Linked DNA regions of Homo sapiens: region 2 is linked to region 1. Evidence: read pairs that join two places in POLR2A ChIA-PET (ENCODE). Cell type or tissue: B cell. All regions are shown on one strand. Each heading gives the region's core, and the rest is flanking DNA. Links, peaks and the distances in the headings are about the cores only. Region 1 overlaps MICA-AS1 (MICA antisense RNA 1). Region 2 holds the start of MCCD1 (mitochondrial coiled-coil domain 1).

Evidence for each region. Peaks named below come from ENCODE experiments on the same cell type or tissue, not always from the same donor. Only the 100,000 strongest peaks of a DNase experiment are listed, where the experiment ranks them.
Region 2: POLR2A ChIA-PET joins it to region 1 with 11 read pairs; 15 of 35 experiments call an interaction of 5 or more read pairs at or near these places.

Annotation. Positions count from the first base shown.
Region 1 is chr6:31,386,933-31,399,075 of GRCh38, forward strand. It overlaps MICA-AS1 (MICA antisense RNA 1), which reads right to left. Exons shown (of 2, transcript NR_148222.1): 2 at 7,357-8,285. It overlaps LOC124901300 (a long non-coding RNA gene), which reads left to right. Exons shown (of 3, transcript XR_007059542.1): 2 at 331-416; 3 at 842-926. Among named protein-coding and RNA genes, the nearest start is that of MICA-AS1, 7.5 kb to the right of the region's middle. In B cell, for the core only: no CTCF peak of the experiment used is centred there; no DNase peak of the experiment used is centred there.
Region 2 is chr6:31,525,314-31,537,456 of GRCh38, forward strand. It overlaps MCCD1 (mitochondrial coiled-coil domain 1), which reads left to right and starts at 3,649. Exons shown (of 2, transcript NM_001011700.3): 1 at 3,649-3,872; 2 at 4,434-4,919. The coding sequence starts at 3,702. The coding sequence ends at 4,622. DDX39B (DExD-box helicase 39B) reads right to left here. Exons shown (of 11, transcript NM_004640.7): 5 at 11,187-11,370; 6 at 10,054-10,172; 7 at 7,467-7,598; 8 at 5,983-6,092; 9 at 5,740-5,884; 10 at 5,466-5,613; 11 at 4,913-5,137. The coding sequence ends at 5,121. It overlaps ATP6V1G2-DDX39B (ATP6V1G2-DDX39B readthrough (NMD candidate)), which reads right to left. Exons shown (of 13, transcript NR_037853.1): 7 at 11,187-11,370; 8 at 10,054-10,172; 9 at 7,467-7,598; 10 at 5,983-6,092; 11 at 5,740-5,884; 12 at 5,466-5,613; 13 at 4,906-5,137. It overlaps SNORD117 (small nucleolar RNA, C/D box 117), which reads right to left and starts at 11,136; the gene lies at 11,061-11,136. It also overlaps the pseudogene RPL15P4. In B cell, for the core only: no CTCF peak of the experiment used is centred there; no DNase peak of the experiment used is centred there.

The sequences.
Region 1 (12,143 bases), core at 1,644-9,643:
GCATATACTCCCAGGGTGTTCCAGGGTTCTTCCTCCTAGGGATATGGACTCCCCTCCTCTGTCATTGGGATCTGAATCTGAAAGTTAGGTGAGGTCTAGGCATTGAGAACAGATTATGACTTTGTCTTGGATCAAACACCCTCAGCCTCCTGCTCCTCAATTCTTGCTTTCTTTTCATAGATATCAAGCAGCGCCCTTGCTGGCTGTCCTTCTGTTCTGAACCTGGGACACTGCCCTCTGTTAACCTTCCCCACACTCCCTGCAGGTCAAGCACAACCTTGCCTGCTCTGTTGGGGTTGTCATGGTAACTGTGACCTCTGACTTTTGCAGATCACTGCCACCACTTGATCTAGCTGAAGTAGTTCTAGCTGGAAGAATAGAGAATTAAAAGAAATCTTTGTGAAGCCACCACTCAGGTTTGTCAATTTGTAACATTTTAATATTATTGGCTATATGTAGTATACATAGAAAATAATAGAAATATATGCAGATAGCCCTGATTTTCCACAGTTCTGTTATGTATGTGTTTCAGTCGATACTGTACTGAGTAAAGCAAGGACTGCCAGTGGGGAGTGGCGGATGTCTTGAATTTGGTGAATGCCTTTATATTGTTACAAAGTTTTTAAAATCCCTTTGTTTTACATGATTTTAGACTTCGTATAAATTGTTTTTTGTTGAATGTATCATTCTGTGGCTTGCTTTATCATTTAATATGGTTTATGAGGTGAACCCACACCCATAGAAACAGTTACTTTGTTTTCAGTTCTGGATAGTATTCATGGGAGGAATATCCCACAATTTATCTCTTCTGTCCGTGACCTTTAGCTTGTTTCTGTTACAGACACTGCCACAATGAACATCCTGGGTCATCTCTCTCTGGTCCCCTGTGTGAGTTCCCCAAGATATGGATGTAGGAATGGGATTACTGTGCTTTTACCATGTGGTGTTATAGGATGTCAAATTGTTCTCTGAAGAGGTTGTATCAGCTCCCCGCTTTAAAATCTTCTTTGACATTTTACAGGTCAAGTTCTCTTCCTCCCCAACTGGCTGCTCCTCCTCAGTCCCCCTTCATTGGCTCCTTTTGCTGTAGATGCTGGAGCACTCTGGGGTGTTACTACCTTCCTAATCACTCCGGTGTCCTCCACTCTCAGGATTTTAAATATCATCTAGACACAGATGGCTCCCAAATATATATCTCTACATATTTCTATAATCAAAAAAATAATGGTACCAAAACAGGTACTCTGATATACTGCAGATGGGCCTGCAAACTGGAAATGTTTTCAGGAAAGGCAGTATGGCTATTTCTGTCCAAATTAAAAATGCATACACCCAGTAGTCCCACTTCTAGAAATGTGTCCAAAACACACCTGCATTCCTGAAAAATGACTGTATTCAGAATTATATGTTGCAACCCTGTTTGTAAAAGCAAAAAGAAAAGAAGAAAGAAAATGACAGATAAAAGAAAAAATAATCCAAATGTCTGTCACTAGGGGACTGGTTAAAAAAGCATTGCAAGCTGGGCACAGTAGCATTCACCTGTGAATACACTCTACTCCACTCTGGGTAACATAAGGAGGCCTCCCTTCTTAAGAAAACCCAAACAAGCACTGCATAGCTACACGGCAGAGTCTACAAACATTTAACACAAAAGAAGAAAGACATAGAAAACTCTTGATATTCCCTCATGAAGAAATAAAGCAAGGTGTAGAATAACATATAGAGTCTGCTAAAATTTGTGTGAAAAGGGACAAAGGATATATATGTACACATTTATATTTGCTTGCATATGCATAAAATATATTTGGAAGAATAAGCAAGAAGTTAATATCCTTGGTTGCCTGTTGGGGATGAGACAGGGTAAGAGAGAGACATTTTACCTTTTGAACATTTTGAATTTTGAATTTTGAACTATATCAAGAAATAAAAGATAATTCCTAAGGAGACCAAACAAACCCCCAAAAAATTCAAAATGAAAAACTTTTTAAAAACTAATGGAATTTTTTAACCTTTATCGAAATAAAATTTAAAAATTTTCTAAATATTATGTTATTCCTTTAACAAGGAGGTTTACCGCCATTTTAATTCAGTACGTTGTTTTCTTTTTAATTGCATGATCTTTCTTTACATCTGTCTTTTTTCCATTACAAGGTAAAATAACAGCATGATTAATTAAATGCAGTTTGTTTGGTGAAGGAAATTTTGTTCAAATCTTGGTCTAAGTGGGAAAGGGATTCTAGGGGATCCAGTGCAGCAGTTATGGGTTTCAGTATGCTCACGACGCCCTCCAGTGTTTGTGTGGGCTCATGGATGCCATATCTAGAAAACACTGGAATTCTCAAGCACACGTGACTGAAGCCATTTGCCAAATGTTCAAGGTCCTATTAATGGCCCATCTGAGTACTTGTCATACGCGGTCACCCTATCTTTGGATCAGAAGGTACACTCAGAGCTCCTAGTGTCACATCCCAGGCCCAACCTGCTGAGATTAGTCGAGGAAGGTCTGGAGGTCAGTGTCGTGAGGGGTGGGAAGACTGAGGGTGTGGGGGCCAGTTGTGGAGTGGCGGGAGCCCCAGGTGCTGTATGAAGCCGAGCCTCTGGATCACCCTGTGACCCCACATTTGGTCCCTTCCTGGGTGTCTTCCATTCCCAGGACTCCCAGGAAATAAAATGCTGCAAGAATGGGGTGGGGAGCTGTCCAGGGTGGGTCAGGTGTGGTCGCACTGATCCTACACCTCTGCCTCCCAGCCCACTCCCAGCCCTCTTCTGATATTAGAAACCAACACAGATTGCCTTAGGGTGGTGGTTCTCAAAGTGTGGTCCTGGGGGAAGCAGCATTGGCATCACCTGGGAACTTAGATATGCAATCTTCAGGGCCTGGCCTGGACCTACTGTATCAGAAACTCTGCATTTAACAAGCCCCCAGCAGAATTCTGCTTTTCAAATCAGATCTCTCTCTCTCTCTCTCTCTCTCTCTCTGTCTCTCTCTCTCTCTCTGTCTCTCTCTCTCTCTCTGTCTCTCTCTCTCTCTCTGTCTCTCTCTCTGTTTCAAGTCTCAATATTGAGTAGCTGTGACTTCTGGATAGTCAGGTGTCAGACACCCTTTCTTGCCAGGAGGCACCAGGCTCCTCAATCAGCTTAGTCTCATTCTTGGCCTGGCCCAGGGAAAGATGTTCACTTCCTGGATTCTGAGCAAAGCTCTCCTACCCTGGGTGCCTGTGGGGCTCCCACTTAGACCACAAAACAAAGCTCAAATAATATTATTTTCTTTTATGAGATTTTTGGTATTCCTTCATTAGTCAGAGCTGAAGATCTACATATATGTCTACCAAGCAAGTGTGCATGTCCCACTAGCCAGTTTGTTAGTCTTGCCAATGCACCACAACGTAGCAGCCTCTCAGTCTCTCCTTGTGAGGTGTTACCTGGAGTTCTTTGTCTCACCACCAAGAGAATTAAGGAGCATGGATACAAAGGGTGAGGTTGGAGCAAAAGTTTAATAAGCAAAAGAAGAAAGCTCTCCCCCACGGAGAGGGGGCTTGGAAGATGGTTGCCATTTTTACAGCTGAATGCAAAGCCTTTTATAAGAAACTGATGAGGGCTGGGTGTCTCATTTGCATAAGGCACGAATTTCCGGTAGCTCCACCCCATCCTCCTAGTGCCCATGCAGGCCCTTAGCTTAAGTTACTCCATATTGCTTTGTTTCCCTGACTGCCCACGTATCGGGGGACAGAATTTTCCATTGCGGGCATGTCTGGGCAAGTCTCCTGTGCAGCCTTTCTTATTTGTGCAGCTGTGGGCATGTCTTAGGCAAGCCCCCCTGTGCAAGTTCCCTTCTTTGTGCCTGCAGGCCGTTCTTTTGTTTGAAATAATTCAACTGAGGACCCACCATAACTGCCCGCCTGACCAGTTTCTTCCTTTTTCCTCTCTCAATTTGTGTTATGATTTCCTTACTGATCTCTGCCTGAGCAAGACTGGGCACGCCTTGAGGGCAAGGAGGGTTTATTTCCTCTTATCTCAGTCCCAGCTCCTCTTAAAACAATGCCCTGCACACAGTAGGTATTTGATAAATGTTTACCAAATGAAGGGATTGCCTGGAATGGCTTGGCAGACAGGAAAGCAGAATGAAAACCCACAGGCCAAAAGTGGCTGGGAAAAGATTTTCCAAATCCTAGTGATGGGCACAGGGCCCCCTAAAGTTCACTTTTGGAACCTTCCCATCTGTCTTGTTCTCCTTTCATCAGGGACATCCATGCCCCTCAAAGCCCCCCTAGTCACACACTACCTTTCAGGACCACCTTCCAGATCAGCCAGGTGCAAATCCCACAGACTTCCTGCCTGTGGCTCCAAATGCTCAGCTGAAATTCTGAGGCTAATTTCAGTGGAGTTAGAGGCTTATCCCTTAGGAGTGGCAATGGCTGGCTTTAAGATTCGAGAAGTAGTGTTTACATCTCAAAAGAGAAGACCGCGCCACCAGAAATGCAGAATTTTGGTATGTGCGGGTCCGGGGTCTTCAGGAGATAAAGAATGATAGCTCCAGGAGCGCTGGGACCCCCGTGCAGCCACCAGTCACCACAGCCTAGGCAGGGGTTGGGCTCTCACCTCGGCCCCTCCCCTGCACGCCCTGGATGTGGATGGTCCCCGAGTGTGAACTCGCCTGGGCTCTGACCCTGGGTGCCCTTCCCGCCGTTGTGGAGCCTCTGCGGGTGTGGTGCATGCACAGGGGGCTTCACAGGAGACCCGGGGCCCTTTAGAGTCTGAAGGCCAACATTCTTGGAGAATCCATGTCAGGCATTCAGGCTCTCAGGGACTCAGATGCCCAAACTATGAAAATGAGAGAATCTATCCCACTCTCTCAGGTGTGGTGAGATTCATATTATATGACAATCGGTCGTCTACACATTGATCACACTCTCAGTATTGCCTTTATCAGTCGGCCAATGCCTAAAACCCAAAGACGGGTCAGGCATGGTGGAGGACGAGTTCCTTTCTTACCTTCTGAAGGTGCCATCAACAGGAATTTCTACCCTGTGGAGTCTAGAGGAGACTTTCCTTGAAGCTGAGTTGGGAATGGACATTTGGACTTTTTTTTTTTTTTTTTTGAGACAGAGTTTTGCTCTTATCACCCAGGCTGGAGTGTAGTGGCACGATTTTGGCTCACTGCAAGCTCTGCGTCTCGAGTTCCAGCGATTCTCCTGCCTCAGTCTCCTGAGTAGCTGGAATTACAGACACCCACCACCACATCCAGCTAATTTTTTGTATTTTTAGTAGAGACAGGGTTTCGCTATGTTGGCCAGGCTGGTCTCGAACTCCTCACCTCGTGATCTGCCCGCCTCGGCCTCCCAAAGTGCAGGGATTACAGGCATGAGCCAATGCGCCTGGCCAGACGTTTGGACTTCTTTAAAATTTTATTTCAAATTTTTAAAACTTTCTAATAGGTATTTTATCTTCTTAGGAAGTAAAATCTCAAGTACAGAAAATATAAAAAGGTATAAAGAAGCAGAAGGATGGAAACTGCCAGTGTCTCCACTGGGAGGATCGGGATGAAACGTTGCCTGGCAGAGCCTCAGACTTCAGAGGGAAGGGGCCTGGAGCTGTGCTTTGCAGCTGCCCCTGAGTTTCCACTCCTGGTTTTTGTGCATGCGGGTGACTGTGCAGGATGACTTAGTGTCGTCATGCTTATGAGTTATTTTGAATCTTGCTTTTCAAAACTTTATTATCAATACACAACTTTCTATCATATTACAAAATCTTCTTACACACAGCTTTCACCAGCTGTAGGCTGTTTCCAAACAGAGGACCTAGCCACTCTTCTTTTGCATGTTTTTTTCATTATTGTAATTAATATCCTTATACCTAAAGATCTTTCTATATATTGGATTTTGTTTTAAAATCACAGATTTCTCAATAAAAGTTACTGGGTCAAAAGGCATGAAATTTTTTTTTTTTTTTGAGACGGAATCTCGCTTTGTCACACAGGATGGAGTGCAGTGGCGAGATCTCAGCTCACTGCAACCTCCACCTCCTGGGTTCAAGAGATTCTCCTTCCTCAACCTCCTAAGTAGCTGGGATTACAGGCACACGTCACCACACCTGGCTACTTTTTGTATTTTTAGTAGAGACAGAGTTTCACCATATTGGCCATGCTGGTCTCGAACTCCTGACCTCATGATCCACCCGCCTCGGCCTCCCAAAGTGCTGGGATTACAGGCGTGAGCCATCATGCCCGGCCGCATGAATATTTTTAAGCCTTCTCATACATATTATCAAATTACTTCTCAAAAGCAGTGTACCGGCTGGGCGCAGAGGCTCACGCCTGTAATCCCAGCACTTTGGGAGGCCCAGGCGGGCAGATCACGAGGTCAGGAGATCCAGACCATTCTGGCTAACACAGTGAAACCCCATCTCTACTAAAAATACAAAAAATTAGCCAAGCGTGGTGGCGGACGCCTGTAATCCCAGCTACTCTGGAGGCTGAGGCAGGAGAATGGTGTGAACCCAGGAGGCAGAGCTTGCAGTGAGCCGAGATCATGCCACTGCACTCCAGCCTGGGTGACAGAGAGAGACTCTGTCTCAAAAAAAAAAAAAAAAAAAAAAAAAAGCAGTGTACCAATTATATTCACCCATTTACTCAACCCATATTTATTGAGCCCCTTCTCTGTCCTTGGATTTCTAGATGCTGGAAATCCAAGTGGTGACTAGACAAGGTCCCTGCCTCGAAGAACATGACAACCAATGAAACAAATGAAAACAATTCTAATACCGGTGATAATTGTTATGGAGAAAATATGCTTGAGCTAGAAGGTTGATGGTGGTGAGGATGGTAGGAGATATAGTCTGTTGATCAAGATGTTCCTGGGAATTTGAACACTGGACGTCTGAGCAGAGACCTGAATGGTGTGAGGGGCCTTTGGATCCCTTTGGATCCCTGGGGAGCAGGTGCACTTGGGGAGTTCCAGTGGGAGGTGCCTGAGACAGGATTGAGCAGTGTTAGTGGAGATGAATGAGCTGGGCCGAGAGGGGTGGGATGAGGCCAGAGTGGCCAGAAGGATCCTGTGATGAGGGATGAGGGGCTGTAAAACATAGTGAGAGACTGGGGTTTCACTGTGCTAAGAAGGGAAGAGGCTGGCATGTCTGTGGGACGCGGAGGCGAGGATGAGCTCTAATTCCCATTTGAAATGCTCACTCTGACTATTGTGTGGGTGATGGACAGCGGGTGTGAGAGTCAGCAGGCAGCCCAGCTGGAAGGCCTTCTGGTTTACTATCTTGGAGAGGATGGCCCTGGGGAGGAGGCAGTAGAGGAGTGAGAAGTGATTGGATTTGGGGTTAATACATTTTTAAGATGGTGTTAGCAATAACTCCTTGGAGAACCACACATTTATTTGCTTACTTTAATTCTACAGCAACATTCGAGGTGGCTTACTGCAACAAACCCAGTGTAATAAATACATACGAATTACTTTAAAATCAACGCTAAGGAAAATATACATTTTAAAAGATTAAGGCTGGGGTAAAGCTGGAACATTACTAGGCAGGAAGGAACATCTGAAACATTTGCTGAAATGGAGTTGACCCTTTACCTAGCCATAGATTTGTTGCCTCACGATTTCATTGCATCTGAGCACCAGGGAGGGTGGTGGCAGTTCAGGTCACCAGTCCCTTGTTTCCTGATTCAGGAACAGCGTCCTGTTCTACACTTACAGTCAAAGCAAATTACATCATTATAAGATGTTTAATGATGAAGTCAAAGTCCACAGAGTCAGCAAGCAAGTGTAAAAACCTCAGGAGTCTAAGGACAGTCTACATTTCTCCCCAGAAATGGCCTCCCTATGTACTGTTGAAGGGAGAGGGTCCTTTCAAGGGGCTCCAAGACGCAGAAGCAACTGGGCTGCAGCTCGAAATAAAGATGTCCTTTCTACCTGCAGGTTCCACGAAGCCTCACAGGCAACTTTGGTGATCTCACCTGAGCTAGGAATTCGGTTTTTTGATGTGGGTTCTCTTTGAGCCATTGTGTGAGCTTTAAAATGTGATGTGGAGATTTTGCTATACTGGTGTTTCCTTGCCGGAATTTGACATCCATGGTGGCTCTGGCTTCCCTGTCTGGTCCCAGGAGGAAATGGAGTGTCCTGCACTTTTTTTCAGCTTCGCTTTGTGTAGGAAGGATCAGGAGACCTGGAGTCAGGGCTTCCTCCAATCTCACTCTCCTCCATAAAACAGTGTCTCCTAAGCTTTCTGGGGGTGAGGGCCTTGACACCGTGCTGTTCTGATGAATATAACTGTCCCAGCTCCTGAAATAAAAGCACAGGTGCACAAAATACCGACTGTTGCAAGCAATGCCTAGGTGGGGATGTTTCCTAGGCGCCAGGTTTAGCACTTTGACTTTGTATGTACACACACAGGGGCCAGGCATTGTGGTTTATGCCTGTAATCTCAGCACTTTGGGAGGCTGAGGCATGAGAATTGTTTGAAGCCAGAAGTTCAAGACCAGCATGGGTAACAAAGCAAGACCCAGTCTCTACAAAAAAAAAAAAAAAAAAAAAGGGTATATATATACACAAACACACACACACACACACACACACACACACTGGGTGTGGTGGCTCCAGTCTGTAGTCCCAGCTACTCGAGAAGCTGAGGTGGGAGGATTGCCTGAGTCCAGGAGTTGGAGCCTGCAGTAAGCTGTGATCAGGACACTGCAGACTGTCAGAGTGAGACCCTGTCTCAAAAACAAACAAACAAAACAAAAATACATACACACACACACAGCCAGAGCCAGCGCTGAGGGAGAGGCTGGACTCAGGGGCGGGGTCACAGGCGTTTCTCAGGTCCTTCTCGTGGTCTTTGTCTCTTTTTCCTGGAGGTGGGGGACTCTGTACTTCATGAGGAGAAGTTGTCTGAAGAAGGTGGGAGATACTCAGGAGCAGGGTCCAGAGAGGGAAAAGGATGAGGAAGTGGAGACAAAGCAGAGGGGGCAGGACAAGAGGAGAGCACGCAAGGAATGGGGATGGGGAGGACCTTCCAGCTGTCAGAAAGGTCACCCGCAGAATTTGGCTCTTGGTTTTTCTGCTTTATCAGGATGGATTTGGGAAACCAGCCGGAGTGGGAGATAAGGAGTCTACTTTGCAAAGGACACATGTGAGCCTCCTCCTAGTTTGAACTCATGAGTAGCAGCTAACAGCCAGGACCCTTGTGTCGGGCACGTGAGGCCCCTTTGCAACCAGGGCGTTTTCTGCACCCCACCAGCCACCCCTCCTGGGACCACGCTGGTTCCCTCCAACCCTAACAGGGAGAGAAGGAAGGAGAGGTCTGGAGGGTTTGGGTCCTCCCTTGTGCTCCTTCTTCCTCTGCCATTTATTCCCTGAGTGTCCTCGCCTTTCCTCCGCTACCTGGACCCCACTACAGTAATGCACACTGGCCTGGACTCCCTTTGTAACCACCAAGTGGGTTCATCTTGCCGGCTACCTAGACGAAGCCGATTTATCAAGACAGGAGAATTGCAACAGAGAAAGAGTAATTCATGCAGAGCCAGCTGTGCGGGAGACCAGAGTTTTATTACTCAAATCAGTCTCCCCAAAAACTCTCATCAGTTTTTAAGGATAATTTGGTGGATAGGGGGGCCAGTGAATCGGGAGTGCTGACTGGTTGGCTCCGGTATGAAATCATAGTGAGTGGAGGCCATTCTCTTAGGCTGAGTCAGTTCCTGAACGTGGGGGCCACAGGACTGGTTGGCAGGTCCAGATGGGGCCCTCCAGCTGTTAAAAATACAAAAACCTGAAAAGACATCTCAAAAGGCCACTCTGAGGTTCACAATAGTGATGTTACCTTCAAGAGTAACTGGAGAAGTTGCAAATCTTATGACCTCTGGAATAATGGCTGGTAATATTCAGAATTCCAGCCCCTCTCATCCTAACTTAATGGCCGGTGGCCTTTCTTCGTTTTACAAGAACAGTTTCCCTTTAAACTATAAACTAAATTCCTTCCCAAGGCTAGTTCAGCCTACGCCTAGAAATGAAGAAGGGCAGTTTAGCGGTTGGAAGCAAGATGGGGTCAGTTAGGTTTGATGTCTTTCACTGTCATCATTTCCTTAGTTATAATTTTGCAAAGGCGGTTTCACCTTGGCTTCAGCCCCACCCATGCAGTAACACTGTGCCCTGTCCTTCCAATCACTGCCACTAGGTGGAAGCAGAGCGTGCATCGCCCAGATGGGCTAGATTCTCACAGGCTCACTGCTAGAACGAATATTCTTGAGACTTTAGATCTGAAAGTCAGCCTGATTTCTGAAAGCCTTGGACCGTTTCCAAAATCAAATCAATACTCCAGGAACAAGATCTGCCTCGACTTTGCCTCTACCCAAGGACGCTATGGCAACGCAGTTTTCAAACGTGCTTTGAGAATAAATGGAACAGGGTCCCCTGTGTCCCCACTCATTTGCGTTTTCCTTTTTATTACAGCCAACCGCTTTTGTAAATATTGTTACACATCTCTCTATTCCACTGAAAACATCTCTTTCAAATGCACTTTAAGAAAGATTCAATGCCATGAAAATATGAAGGATCCTCTTGAAAGAGAGTTTCTGGTGGTGGGTTTTAATGAACATTTTCTTTTTTAAAACTCTGTAACTATTTCGTTGTGGGGCTTAGCTTCATATTTTCAAACTGAAATATTCTCTTCCTTAACCTCCACATAAATCCAAGTTTATAATTTTTATTATTTTAAAATTTTATTTATTTTTCTGTTTTGGGGACAGGGTCTCCTCCTGTCACTCAGGCTGGAGTGCAATGGCACAATCATAGCTCACTGCAGCCTGGAACTCCTGGGCTTAAGCAATCTTCCTGCCTTCGATTCCCAAAGAGCTGGGATTATAGTCATGAACCACTGCAATCCACCCAAATCCAAGTTTACACTAAAAGATAAAATTCCAACATTGTAGGGGATTGGTCAGGTGGTGGGAATAATTATAAAGATAAAGTTATAGGAAATAGACACAAACCTTCTTGGAAGGTGGAAAGTTTTGCAAAAGCCTCAGGATAGGGTTATAGCTGAAAGCAGCCTAATCCCCTTACCTTGAGTTAATAGCTTCGAGTAAGTACAAAGACATGTAAGAGAGTTTATCTAAAGAGCATGTTTACCTTTGATCATTTGTAGGACTGCTCTCTCCGGGGGACTGCGACCAGATTAATTACCCACAGGTGTGTTGACTCAAAGCCTTTGTCATTAAATCTGTGCTGAATAAAGGCCCACAGGGCCAGATAGTCAGGGCACGCAGCTGCCACAACCCTTTCTGTGAGTGGCCTGGCCCTCTGGTGCACTCTTTCACTGAATATCGGTGTCTGAGTACATTATTCATCCATCGTGCAGCCTGGGTCTGCCGGTCAGACCCTGGCACAACATTTAAGAGGAAATGAAAGTCACAAAGTTATCCCAGTCTCTGGAGTCACTGTCAAAACTTTGGTGAGGAATCTTCCAGGTTTTCCCCTACTTCAAATATATATTAATATTATGTAAGTGATATTAGTGGCATTTTCGCCCAGGCTGGAATGCAGTGGCATGATCTCGGCTCACTCTAACCTCTACCTCCCAGATTCAAGCGATTCTCCTGCCTCAGCCTCCCAAACAGCTGGAACTACAGGCACCCACCACCACGCCCGGCTAATTTTTGCATTTTCAGTAGAGACAGGGTTTCACCATGTTGGCCAGGCTGATCTTGAACTTCTGACCTCAGGTTATCTGCCTGCCATAGCCTCCCAAAGTTCTGGGATTACAGGTATGAGCCACTGTGCCCAGCCTCCTTAACCTTTTAAAAAAGGTTAAAAGTATGCTGGGCACATCTTTTCATAGCAATACTTAAAATTGCTCTTACTCTTTTTAATGACAACATAGAATTTTATCGTGTAGCTGTTCTTTGGGAGACGATTAAAATCTTCTTTATCTTCACTGTGGTAGTGGAGATGTGGGTGTGTACAACAGCTAAAATTCAACAAGTTGAACATTTTAAATAGATGCAGTTTATTGCATGCAAAGTATGTCCCAATAAGATGATTTAAAAATATTATCCTCTTTGAGACTTGTACTTTGCTTATGTGAAACAAAACAAAACAAAAACCCTGTTCTTGTGCCCAGGAGACACACCCTGACACATCTGGAGG
Region 2 (12,143 bases), core at 1,483-9,482, 140 kb after region 1:
TTTTTTTTTTTTTTTTTTTTGAGAGACGGAGTCTTGCTCTGTCGCCCAGGCTGGAGTGCAGTGGCACAATCTCAGCTCACTGCAACCTCCGCCTCCCAGGTTCAAGCAATTCTCCTGCCTCAGCCTCACAAGTAGCTGGGATTACAGGTGGCTACCACCACGCTTAGCTAATTTTTTGTATTTTTAGTAGAGACGGGGTTTCATCATGTTCGCCAGGCTAGTCTTGAACTCCTGACCTTAAGCGATCCCCCTGCCTCGGCCTCCCAAAGTGCCGGGATTACAAGCATGAGCCACTGCGCCCGGCCAACTTTCAATGTTAATTAGTTGTGGTTTGTTTAACCATATACTGCATAGTTTCGCTTATCTATAATAACAGTAGTTTGGGGCTCTTATATTCTAATAATTAAGACTTTAGCTGTGTACACATTGCAATTAAAGTATGAGTCATGCATAACCTTATCACCAAGATACAAGAGGGAAAGCCCTTCTCCCCTTAAACTTTTACAAAGGTTCTGGGTTCTTTTTCCACTTAAGTGGGAAAAAGTCAGCTAATGAGGAACGTAAAGTCTTTGGCCTCATCTAAAGGTGCTTTGGCCCGCAAGTGTGAGAAGCACTGACCGCTGGGAAGTCCTCACTGCCTGGTTCCTGGACTCTTACACCATGGCAGAGGCCATCTTCCCTCCCAATGCAGAGTGATATCCAGATAGCGAGCTGGCTAGCAGCTGTCCACTCTCCAGCAATCCTGCCTTCTGGGGCATGGTTTTCTAAGGACCTTCCTGTTCCTAGATGATCAAAATTGGGACCAGCCACTCCCTTCTGAGCCACTCCTGCCTCTGGGCCTGTGGCTATGTCACAGTCCAGTCACAACAGGACATCCCTTCAGAACACCCTGCAGGAAGCTGACATCTCTATGCAGACTCACACATGCACGGTGTGTGCACAGGCCTTTGGTTCTACTTCAGGAGGTGTTGGGGGAGGCTCACTAGTCCAACAGAACTTGAGGCCAGTTGTACCAGTGTCATATCCCAGGAGCCAAGGTTACAAGGGATACAAAGTGCCCAGACCTACCAGAGAAGGCAAACCCCTACAGCATGCAGGGCTAGACAGGGGCAAGAAACAAGGTCATTCTGGGCCAGCAAGAAGAGGGAAAGGGAAATGACAGGCATACCTCGGAGATACTGAAGATTTGTTTCCAGACCATAGCAACAAAGTGAGTCACACAAACTTTTTAGTTTCCTATTGTGCATAAAAGTTATGTTTGTACTATATTGTAGTCTGTTAAGTGTACAGTAGCATTGTGTACAAAAAACTGTGTATATACTTAATGGAGTCTCGCTCTGTCACCCAGGCTGGAGTGCAGTGCCACGATTTTGGCTCACTGCAACCTCCGCCTCCTGAGTTCAAGCCATTCTCCTGCTCAGCCTCCCAAGTAGCTGGGACTACAGGTGCCCATCACCATGCCCAGCTAATTTTTGTATTTTTAGTAGAGATGAGGTTTCACCATGTTGGCCAGGCTAATCTTGAACTCCTGACCTCAAGTGATCCACCCACCTCGGCCTCCCAAAGTGCTGGGATTACAGGCGTGAGCCACTGTATCTGGCCATATACTTTAATTTTAAAATACTTAATTGCTAAACAAATGCTAACCATCATATGAGGCTTCAGCTAATCCTGATCTTTTTGCTGGGGGAGGGTCTTGCCTCCATGGATCAGGGGCATGGCTGCTGAAGGCTGCTTTGACAACTTCTTAAAATAAGACAATGATGTTTGCCATTTGCCGCATGGATTATTCCTTTCAATATTGTTGTGCCTCAGGGAATAGGGAGGCCTGGAAAGCAGAGTCGGGAGAATGGCCAGTTGGTGAAGCAGTCACAACACACACATTTTTCCATTAAGTTTGCTGTCTTATATGAGCATCGCTCATGGTGTCCCAAAACAATCACAATAGTTAACTTCAGTAACTGATTACAGGTCACTGTAACAAGTATAATAATGAAAACGCTTGAAACATTTTGAGAATTCCACAGCGTGACATGGAGACATGATGTCTGCCTGCTGTTGGGAAAATAGCACCAATAGACCTGTTTGATGTGCTTGACACAGGGTTGCCACAAGCCTCCAATCTCTAAATAAAAAACAGCATCTGCAAAGAGCAATAAAGGGAAGCACAATAAAAGGTACATCTGCAAAGGGGAATCAGCACTTAAGCAAGGTCAGGATGAGCTTTCAAGTCAGGTGGACCTAGACATGAACCCTCCAGGCCCTACCAACAACCAGCTATGGACCTTCGAGCACATCCAGCCTAGAGCTGCCCCCAACAGACACTTCCCCAGTGAATGCTGAATGAAACCATCTGAGCCAGTTTCCTCAGGTGCAAACCAGTGAGGTAATTCCTACCTTGCAGAGTGAAGTGAGAAAAGACAGTGTTAAGAAATGCCGGGTGCGGTGGCTCACGCCTGTAATCCCAGCACTTTGGGAGGCCAAGACGGGCGGATCATGAGGTCAGGAGATCGAGACCACCCTGGCTAACACGGTGAAACCCCGTCTCCACTAAAAATACAAAAAATTAGCCGGGCGTAGTGGCGAGCACCTGTAGTCCCAGCTCCTCGGGAGGGTGAGGCAGGAGAATGGCGTGAACCCGGGAGGCAGAGCTTGCAGTGAGCCCAGATTGCGCCACTGCACTCCAGCCTGGGCAACAGAGCGAGACTCCGTCTCAAAAAAAAAAAAAAAAAAAAAAAGACACAAGACCTGTGGTAGCCTTTCCTTTCTGTCTGGCAGCAGCCACTGGGTAAACCAAGATGGTGCATACAAGTACATCCAGAAGCTATGGAAGAAGCAGTCTGATGTCATGAGCTTTCTTCTGAGGGTCCGCTGCTGGCAGTACCACCAGCTCTCTGCTCTCCACAGGGATCCCCGCCCCACCCAGCCCAATAAAGCACGCTACTGGGCTACAGCCAAGCAAGGTTATGTTACATATAAGCGCCACGGTGGCTGAAAATCTAGTTCCTAAGAAGGCAACTTAACAGCAAGCCTGTCTATCATGGTGTTAACCAGCTAGTTTGCTTAAAGCCTTCAGTCTGTTACAGAAGAGCAAGCTGGATGCCACTGTGGGGCTCTGAGTCCTGAATTCTCACTGGGCTGGTTAAAGATTCCACATACAAAGTTTTTGAGGCTATCCTAGTTGATCCATTCCATAACACTATCAGAAGGAAACCTGACACCCAGTGGTCCACAACAAGCATAGGGAGATGCGTAGGCTATCTGCAGGCCAAGAGAGCCACGGCCTTGGAAAGGGCTGTAAGTTCTACCACACTATTGGTGGTTCTCGCCATGCAGCTTGGAGAAGGTGCAATACTCTCCAGCTCCACAGCTACCGCTAATGTTTGTAAAATTCATACCTAATAAACACTAGATCAAAAAAAAAAAATCACAGACCTGTGGTAGGCTGGGCACCAGTGCTCTAAAGCAAGTTCTGCCTAAACTGGCAGGGACATTTTTCACATCAGGAACAGGAGTTGTTCCTGGACTCTGTCTGGGGCCAGGCTGGGAGAGACGTGGGGCAGAGTGGGGCAGGGGCAGGGGCAGGGCTGGGGGCTGGGGCCTGGGCAGGGCCAGGCACTCAAGTGAGGCCAAGTCCTGGAGCGAACCAGTTCCTGGTGGCCGTTGGACAGCTCACACAGCTCCCTGCCAGGTCACCCGCCATGGTCCTCCCTCTGCCCTGGCTCTCTCGGTACCATTTCCTTCGCCTCCTTCTGCCCTCCTGGTCCTTGGCACCCCAGGGCTCCCATGGGTGCTGCTCCCAAAACCCCAAAGCAAGCATGGAAGAGCAGACCAGCTCCAGAGGAAATGGGAAGATGACGTCCCCTCCCAGGGTAAGTGGCACCACAGGTAGGAACAGAGGGTGTGAGAATTTACACTGGGGTGTGGGAAAAAAAAACCCTCAATCCCACCCTGCACCACCCCACACCATGCCTACCCCTGCAGCTCTTTTCTTAGTTCAGCTACCAACTCCTCTCCCCACCTCCCCCAGCCCAGACCTCAGGGTTCCCTTCCCTCACCCCACCCCCACCCACAACAGCACAGTCCACAAAGTCCTTGAACAGGATCTATTCCCCCTCACCTAACAGTTAATTATTTCTTAGCGGGGAGGAGCAGCTGATCCTCTTTCCAGTGACCCCATATCCTTGTTCAAGGAAGCCAGTTACAGCCCCTGGGCCAGGGAACTCTATTTGCTCCCCCTACTACCACCCAGAGGCCTATGCCCAAGACAGGAAGCTACCTGGCCTTCTCAGTACAGGTGTCCTTAAACGACCGGTTCAAAAACGAATAGGGAAGGTGGAATTTCTCACTTCCAGCCACAGCCTGCAACAAAGCTTCCCAGGGCCTCAGCCCCCTGCCCTGGCTGATGCTCCCTCCCTTAATTCCCTGACCAGGGCCCTGGGACCCACCGCACAGCTGAGCTGGCCCGAGCTGAAGAGTTGTTGGAGCAGCAGCTGGAGCTGTACCAGGCCCTCCTTGAAGGGCAGGAGGGAGCCTGGGAGGCCCAAGCCCTGGTGCTCAAGATCCAGAAGCTGAAGGAACAGATGAGGAGGCACCAAGAGAGCCTTGGAGGAGGCGCCTAAGTTTCCCCCAGTGCCCACAGCACCCTCCGGCGCTGAAAATACACGCACCACCCACCAGGAGCCTTGGGATCATAAACACCCCAGCGTCTTCCCAGGCCAGAGAAAGTGGAAGAGACCACAAAGCGCAGGCAATTGGCAGGCAGTGGGGGAGCCAGGGCTCTGCAGTCTTAGTCCCATTCCCCTTTGATCTCACAGCAGGCAGGGCACCCAGGCCTTATAGGAATTCACCCTGGACCATGCCCTAAAATAACCTCACCCCAAATACAATAAAGGGACGAAGCACTTATAGATACCACAGACACATGTGTTTCATTTTTAGTTTTGTTAAAAAAAAATTCTGACAAATCAGAAATGGGGGTTCAGGAGTGGTGGTGATGCAAAAGATGGAAGCCATGGGGTGGGGGCTGTCAGGGGTGGGGGCAGTAGTGTCTCCTTCACCCCCACCCTGGTGTCCTCTCCTGAAGGACAGACGGTCACATTCCAAAATGGGCGAGTCTTCTACCGTGTCTGTTCAACTGAGAAGAAAACGTAGCATGGTCAGAATAAGGCATGAAAAGGGGAAAGTGAGGCAGGAACACACGGCACACATGCAGACACTGGTGTACTGCCTGGGTTCAGAGGACGGACGTGGGGGTGAGGGAAGGGATGTAATATGATGAGAGAAGACAAGACACCCCACATAAAGGTCAGAAAAACATCCCAACACAGCATCAAAGACCAGGGGGCATGAACCAGTCAAGTGTCCATTATGCATCAGATGCCCATGACCTATGTGATGGGATTTCGGACAAACACACTAAGGAACAGGGAGGACCTAAAGGGTTTCATGAGATCAGTACTCACTGTAGGAGGAGATGTCTATCTCATCAGGCAGCTCACTAATATTGACCTCAAAGCGATCCTGCACATCATTGAGGATCTTGGCATCATTCTCATCGGACACAAATGTGATAGCCAAGCCCTTGGTGCCAAACCGGCCTGCTCTGGCCACCTGGAGGGAGACAGAGGGTAGCACTGGAAGACCGAAGAGGAAAGAGACCCAGAGGCAGGAATGAAGATGTACAAACAGAAAACAAGGGAATGGGAGAGTGGGATTTTTTCAGCCTGTGAGGTTTACCCGATGCAGGTAGGTGTCAGAATCCTCAGGCATGTCATAATTAAAAGCAATGTTCACCCGCTCGATGTCCATGCCTCGGCCAAATAGGTTGGTAGCCACAAGAATTCGTCGTTGAAAATCTTTAAACTGCTGATACCGAGAAAGCCTTTGTGAGAAAGGAAATTTAAAACATGTTGAGATTCCCTTCTCTCAACTGTCTTTTTCTCCCAAGGACACAAAATATCTTTCCCATCTTCAGCTCACCTCTCCTCCTGGGGCATCCCACGGTGGATGGCAATGGCTGGGAAGTTCTGCTCCACTAGTAGCTGGGCCAAGGCAATGCACCGCTGCACAGACTTCACAAAGATCACCACCTGTTGTGGGGTGGGGTGGGGGGTCGCAAATTGGGGGAATAGGGGTCCATGGTGTGTGAGAGACATTACGTGGGAGAGGGGAGTTTCTAGTAATTACGTTCTCAGGAATTCCTCTTCATTTCTCTTATTCCCCCACTATATATTTAGAGCAGAAAAGGAAATATAACTTTACTTCAGCACTGATTTTTCCCTAAGGAAGCTGGCCTCTGAGGTAGCACAGAGTTCAGAAATCAAAATTGCCAGACATGCTAGGAGATGAGGATGAGATCACCTCATGAAAAAGTGATAAAAAACTAGAATTAAGATCTGGAGGGGTAACTGATATTCCTGCTCACCAAAACATTAAACCTAAGGGAGCTATCCTAATTCTAGAAAGCAGTTTTAAATGCAAATAGACCACTCACAAGTATATTAATTAAACACTTTTTTGAGATGGGGTCTCACTCTGTCCCCCAGACTGGAGTGCAGTGGTGCAATCGCAAGTCACTGCAGCCTCCACCCTCCTGGGTTTAAGAGATCCTTCCACCTCAGCATCCCAAGCAGCTGGGACCACAGGTGCACACCACCACGCCCAGCTACTTTTTTTATTTTTTATTTTTACTATTTGTAGAGACGGGCGTCTCCCTATGTTACCCAGGCTGGTCTTGAAGTCCTGGGCTCAAGCAATGCTCCTGCCTCAGCCTCCCAAAGTACTGGGATTATGGGCATGAGCCACTGCCCTGCACCCAGTCAGAAATGCTTCTCTTGAATAAGCAGTTATTAGAGGAATTAAACATTCAAGAACCCTAACATGCCCCCAAACATCGTTTCAAGACTTTTAACAACTTCCTAAAATCCTTCAAGGACTTTTGGAGACAAGATCTCACTCTGTTGCCCAAGCTGGAGCACAGTAGTGCAATCATAGTTCACTGCAGCCTCAATTTCCTGGGCTCAAGCTATCCTCTCACCTCAGCCACCAGAGTATCTGGGACTACAGGCATACACCACCACACCTGGCTAATTTTTTTCTTCTTTGGTAGTGATGAAGTTTCGCCATGTTGCCCCGACTGGTCTCAAACTCCTGGACTCAAGTGATCCACCTCCCTCAGCCTCCCCAAGTGCTGGGATTACACACATAAGCCACCGTGCCTGGCCAAGGATCTTAATTTTTGAAGTTTATTTTCCTTGAGGTTATTGAGGACATACCCGTGCCAGCCATAGAATAGAAAAGCAGCTCCCACCTTACTCATGCTCAGCCCCTAAGATATTTATACCCTCATTATTCTCTCCCACATCACACATGTGATTTCCTCAATAAAAGTGTACTTAATATCCAGGTTTCTGCTACAGCTGGAGTGCTCCAATGCTCATCCCCCTACTGGACGTCTAACTGACCTGGTTGAACTCAAGGACATCCAGAAGGTCAAAGAGCTTCCGGTTCTTCTCGTTGTCCTTCAGTTTCACGTAGTACTGCTGCAACCCATGCAGCGTCAACTTCGTCTCATCATCCACGAAGATCTCCATTGGCTGGGGGGGAGGAAGGGGGTGGGGAACGGGAGGAGGGCAGAGTGGGGGGGTTAAACCTGGGGGGGTGGAGGAAGTTGATCTCCAATACACCCCATGGGGGGATGGGGAGGAAAGAGAAGATTGAAAACCCCACCCCACTCCCAAAAATACCCACATTTTACTGTGGTCTCTCTCACATTACATCTAATTTCCTTCCTATCAGATGAGTTTTAAGACTGCCCAACTAAAAACTATCATGGGAAAGAAACTGCAAATGAAGTCAAGGAGCAGTGAAACCACCCAATGGCACAGATGCCATTACCTCAAATAGAGGTGGGAGAGGAAAGAAAATGGGAGATGATTCTCAAAGGGAGAGCAAGGACCAAACATCTGGGAAATGATGGGAGGCAGTGACTCAAGGTCAGAATAACTCCATCAGAGGTGCTTCTAAGAACATGGGGTGGGGGGAGGACAACTGCTCCATTTGATTCTCCTACTTCAACTAAGAGAATCTCGTGTGCATTAGCAAAGTGGATGTCTTTTAAGATCAGAATGCTGCAATGGACAGTCAAAATGCCACTTAAGGAGAAACAAAAATTACTCAAGATGAGTTACTTGCCGTCAGACCACAACAGGATAGTTTTAGATGAGACTGGTCTCTTGACTAAGAATTAAACCATCTACAGGTTTACAGGAAAGGTATCAGTAAGTGGTGTTAAAATACCAAATTCAGAGCAGCAGATACACTTTTAAGGGACAGGATCTCACCATGTTGCCCAGGCTGGAGTGCAGTGGCTATTCACTGGCACAATCATAGCACACTATAGCCTCAAATTCCTGGGCTCAAGTGATCCTCCTGCTTCAGTCTCCTGAATAGCTGGGACTACAGGCACACACCATTATACCTCACTGCATTCATCTTTAAAATTAAAAAACCCCCTGAAGGGGAGGAAAGTAACAAAGACAGAAATTACCACAACTCCAAAGCCCAACTTTCCTAACACTTTTTATACTATCCTGGGGGAAGATAGTTAATATGAAGACCCAGAGGACAAAATAGGAAAGGATGCGTGTGTCATGGGAAAAAAACCAGAAGCCCAATCCCAGAAGGCAGGTTTTGTTTTTTGTTTTGTTTTGATACAGGGTCTCTCTCTATCACCCAGGCTGGAGTACAGTGGCACAATTACAGCTTACTGCCACCTCCACGTCCCGGGCTCAAGCAAACCCTCCTGCCTCAGCTTCCCAAGTAGCTGGGACTACAGGCATGCGCCACCACGCCCGGTTTTTCTGGTAGAGACAAAGTCTCACTACACTGCCCCAGCTAGTCTCAAATTCCTGGGCTCAAGCAATCCTCCCACCTTGGCCTCCCAAAGTGCTGGGATTAGAGGTGAGCCACCAGGCCCAGCCAAGGCAGGCTTTCTAAAGAGAAGTTCCATGGCCTCCTTCAAATCTCATTCTAGCCCCAAATACAGCTAAAGAGTGATCATCCCACGGGAAGGAACACTGCAGGGAGGGGAAGAACACACTCCACTGCTTATGCAATTGGCCCCACCTAGCCCCAAACCCTAACAACCACCCGATTACATCCACTTTACCTTTCCTATGTCCCTCTCCTCTGAGTATTAAAAAAAACAAAAAAATTTTTTTAAGAAAAAAAATCTACCACCCCATTCAGGACACCCCTCCCCAACACATATTGGGGGAAACGGGGCACGGCACGCGTTGGGTTCAGGAAAAAAACCGGGAACGGAAAAAGAGGCTGGTTTGGTCCTCAGCTTCCTGGTCAGGTTTCCCCGCGGCCTCCGCTGCCGCCATCCACCGCTGGGTGCCGTCTGCATTCCCTCGCCGCGCCACGGTGCTTCTCTGTTGCCGGCTCACATCAACCGAGGTTCCAGATGGGTGCAAGGAGATGTGGGTGGGAAGGAGTAGGGTATCGGGGATTGAGGTGCCAAAGGCCCCCACCCCTGGAGGTGGGGAAGGGGAGGATTCATTTGTGCTGATGCTCTTCTTTTGGACATGCCCTGCCATCTGTCTGTCCCTCTCTTGCTCTCCTGCCACCGGGAAGTAGGAGTTTTGGTGAGCAGAAGGCTCCAGCTGTACGCTCGATGCCACCTTGAGGGTGCGTGGCTGTAGGGTGCATGTAAGAGACGATGGATGGGTGGGTGGTAGGGCAGAAAAATCCTGCCCTCCCCCAAAGGGAGAAGAGGTTCAAAAATGTTGTGATTTATGAAAAAGTCGAACACTACCCGCTCTCACATTAACCCGACCAAGTCTTCCGGAGTTTCCCTGGCACCCGCGCAGGCCCTAACACTAGCTGTCTCTGCTTCTGTATGTCTCTTCAAGGAGTCATTACTCCCAGTTGGGCACAAGCCGCCTTCTTGGCACTTGAATGACAAGGGAGTCTGAGGAAGAGGGCGAGGAAGGGGAGGAGGCAGCGGGCGGGGAGTGGAGGGAGAGAAGGTAGAAGGGTATTTACATCTTGCATGAACTTGCGGCAGACTGGACGGATCTCTTTGCTCAAGGTAGCACTGAACATCATGACCTGCTTCTCGTGGGGGGTCATGCGAAAAATTTCCTGGACATCCCGACGCATGTCTACAAGAACAAGGAAAAAAATTGTAGGAGAAAATAAGCAGGTATGATAAACAAAGATTAGAGGTAGACTTCCCAGTGAGGTGAAGATTGCTGGAAATAGTAACAACACAATGGAAAGAGCAATGGACTTGGAATCAAGAAGTGGGATCAGATTCCAGCTGTTTGTTTTAACCAAGCAAGAAATAAGGTAAAACCCCAAAGTTCCCAACTATGAAATGGGGATAAAGCCCAGTGCAGAGGCTCTCAAGGCCTTCAAAACATGCTTTATGGGACCTTCTCCCAACCCTTTCCTGCCCAAGCCCCAGCCAGCCTTCAGCAGACTACAAATATCAAGCACATATTATATTCCAGATATCAGAGTCCATCTATGACTCTCTGGATTACTTTTCTATCAAGTCAGGCAAATATGACATCCCTACCTGGAGCCCACCTTTATAGCTCACCATATAGAATTGCCAAAGATCATTTGTAATGACTTATGGGGCCTATGTCCAACCCCACTCTCATTCACCAAGATTCAATTCTTACAGAAAAATCTTCCATTAACCCCACCTGGCACACTAGAATACCACATCACACAAACTGCTACAAACACTCTCTACATTAATCCCAGACCTGAGTCTAGACACTTATTCAGCTATAAATTCTGACTGTAAATGCTGTGCTGGAGATGCCAGAAGGGTACTGTCTTCTCTTTCAGTTTAGAATCTCCGCTATGACTCCCAGTATATGAATCTATAATGAAAACGGTGGTGGTGGTGATGACTTATGCCTAAAATTATCAAAGTCCCCTATTCTCAAAGGTTAAAAACAAAAATCATAGAAAGATGATAGATGACACCCTTTACTGTGCTTAAAAGCATAATAAAGACCAACCAGGGAACCCAGAGCCATCAGTCATGGGTGATAGATAAGAGTCGTCCTTGCACTGAGGTGCTCCTGTTTCAAATAAACATCATTTGGCTCCAAAGAACAACTCCCCAGCATTAGCCAAGCCCCAGCACTGCCACTCACCGAGCTGTTCAAGCATCTTATCACATTCATCCAAAATAAAGTGTTTAATGTGTTTGAGGTTGAGGCTCTTATTTCGAGCCAGGGCTAGGATACGGCCTGGAGTCCCCACGACGATATGCGGGCAGTTCTTCTTCAGCACCTCTTCATCCTTCTTGATAGACAGACCACCAAAAAAAACAGCAACCTGCCGAGCCAGAAGCAAAGAGTCTCAAAACAGAGGAAGGAAAGAGTCCAATCCCCCCAGGGTTCCCACTCTGTTTGAGCTAAACCAATTTTTAGCATGTTTCCAAACTAAAACTAACTTTAGAGGGCACCTAATTTAAAAATTTTATGTCCCCCCCACCAAACACTGAGGGTGATTGCCTAAAGTTACATGGCTAGTCGGAGCAGTCAGGACAATAATTCAGTTCTACTGACTTAATCTAACCAACTTCCTTCATTTATGAGGCCAGGCTTCATTTAAAAAATAAAGGAGCCAGGTGTGGTGGCACACGCCTATAATTCCAGCTACTCAGGAGGCTGAGGCACGAGAACCTGGGAGGCAGAGGTTGTGGTGAGCCAAGATCCCACCGTTGTACTCCAGCCTGGGCAACAAGAGTGATACTCCATCTCAAAAAGAAATAAAATAAATAAAAATAAAATAAAGCCAGGCCCAGTGGCTCACGCCTGTAATCCCAGCAGTTTGGGAGGTCAAGGAAAGTGGATCACTTGAAGCCAGGAGTTCAAGACCAGCCTGGCCAACACGGTGAAACCCCATCTCTACTAAAATACAAAATTTACAAATTTACTACTAAAAAACAAAAAATACAAAATTTAGCCGGGAGGCTGAGGCAGGAGAATCGCTTGAACCCGGGAGGTGGAGATTGCAGTGAGGCGAGATTGAGCCACTGTACTCCAGCCTGGATGACAGAGCGAGACTCCATCTCAAAAAATAAAAAATAAATAAATAAAGGACAG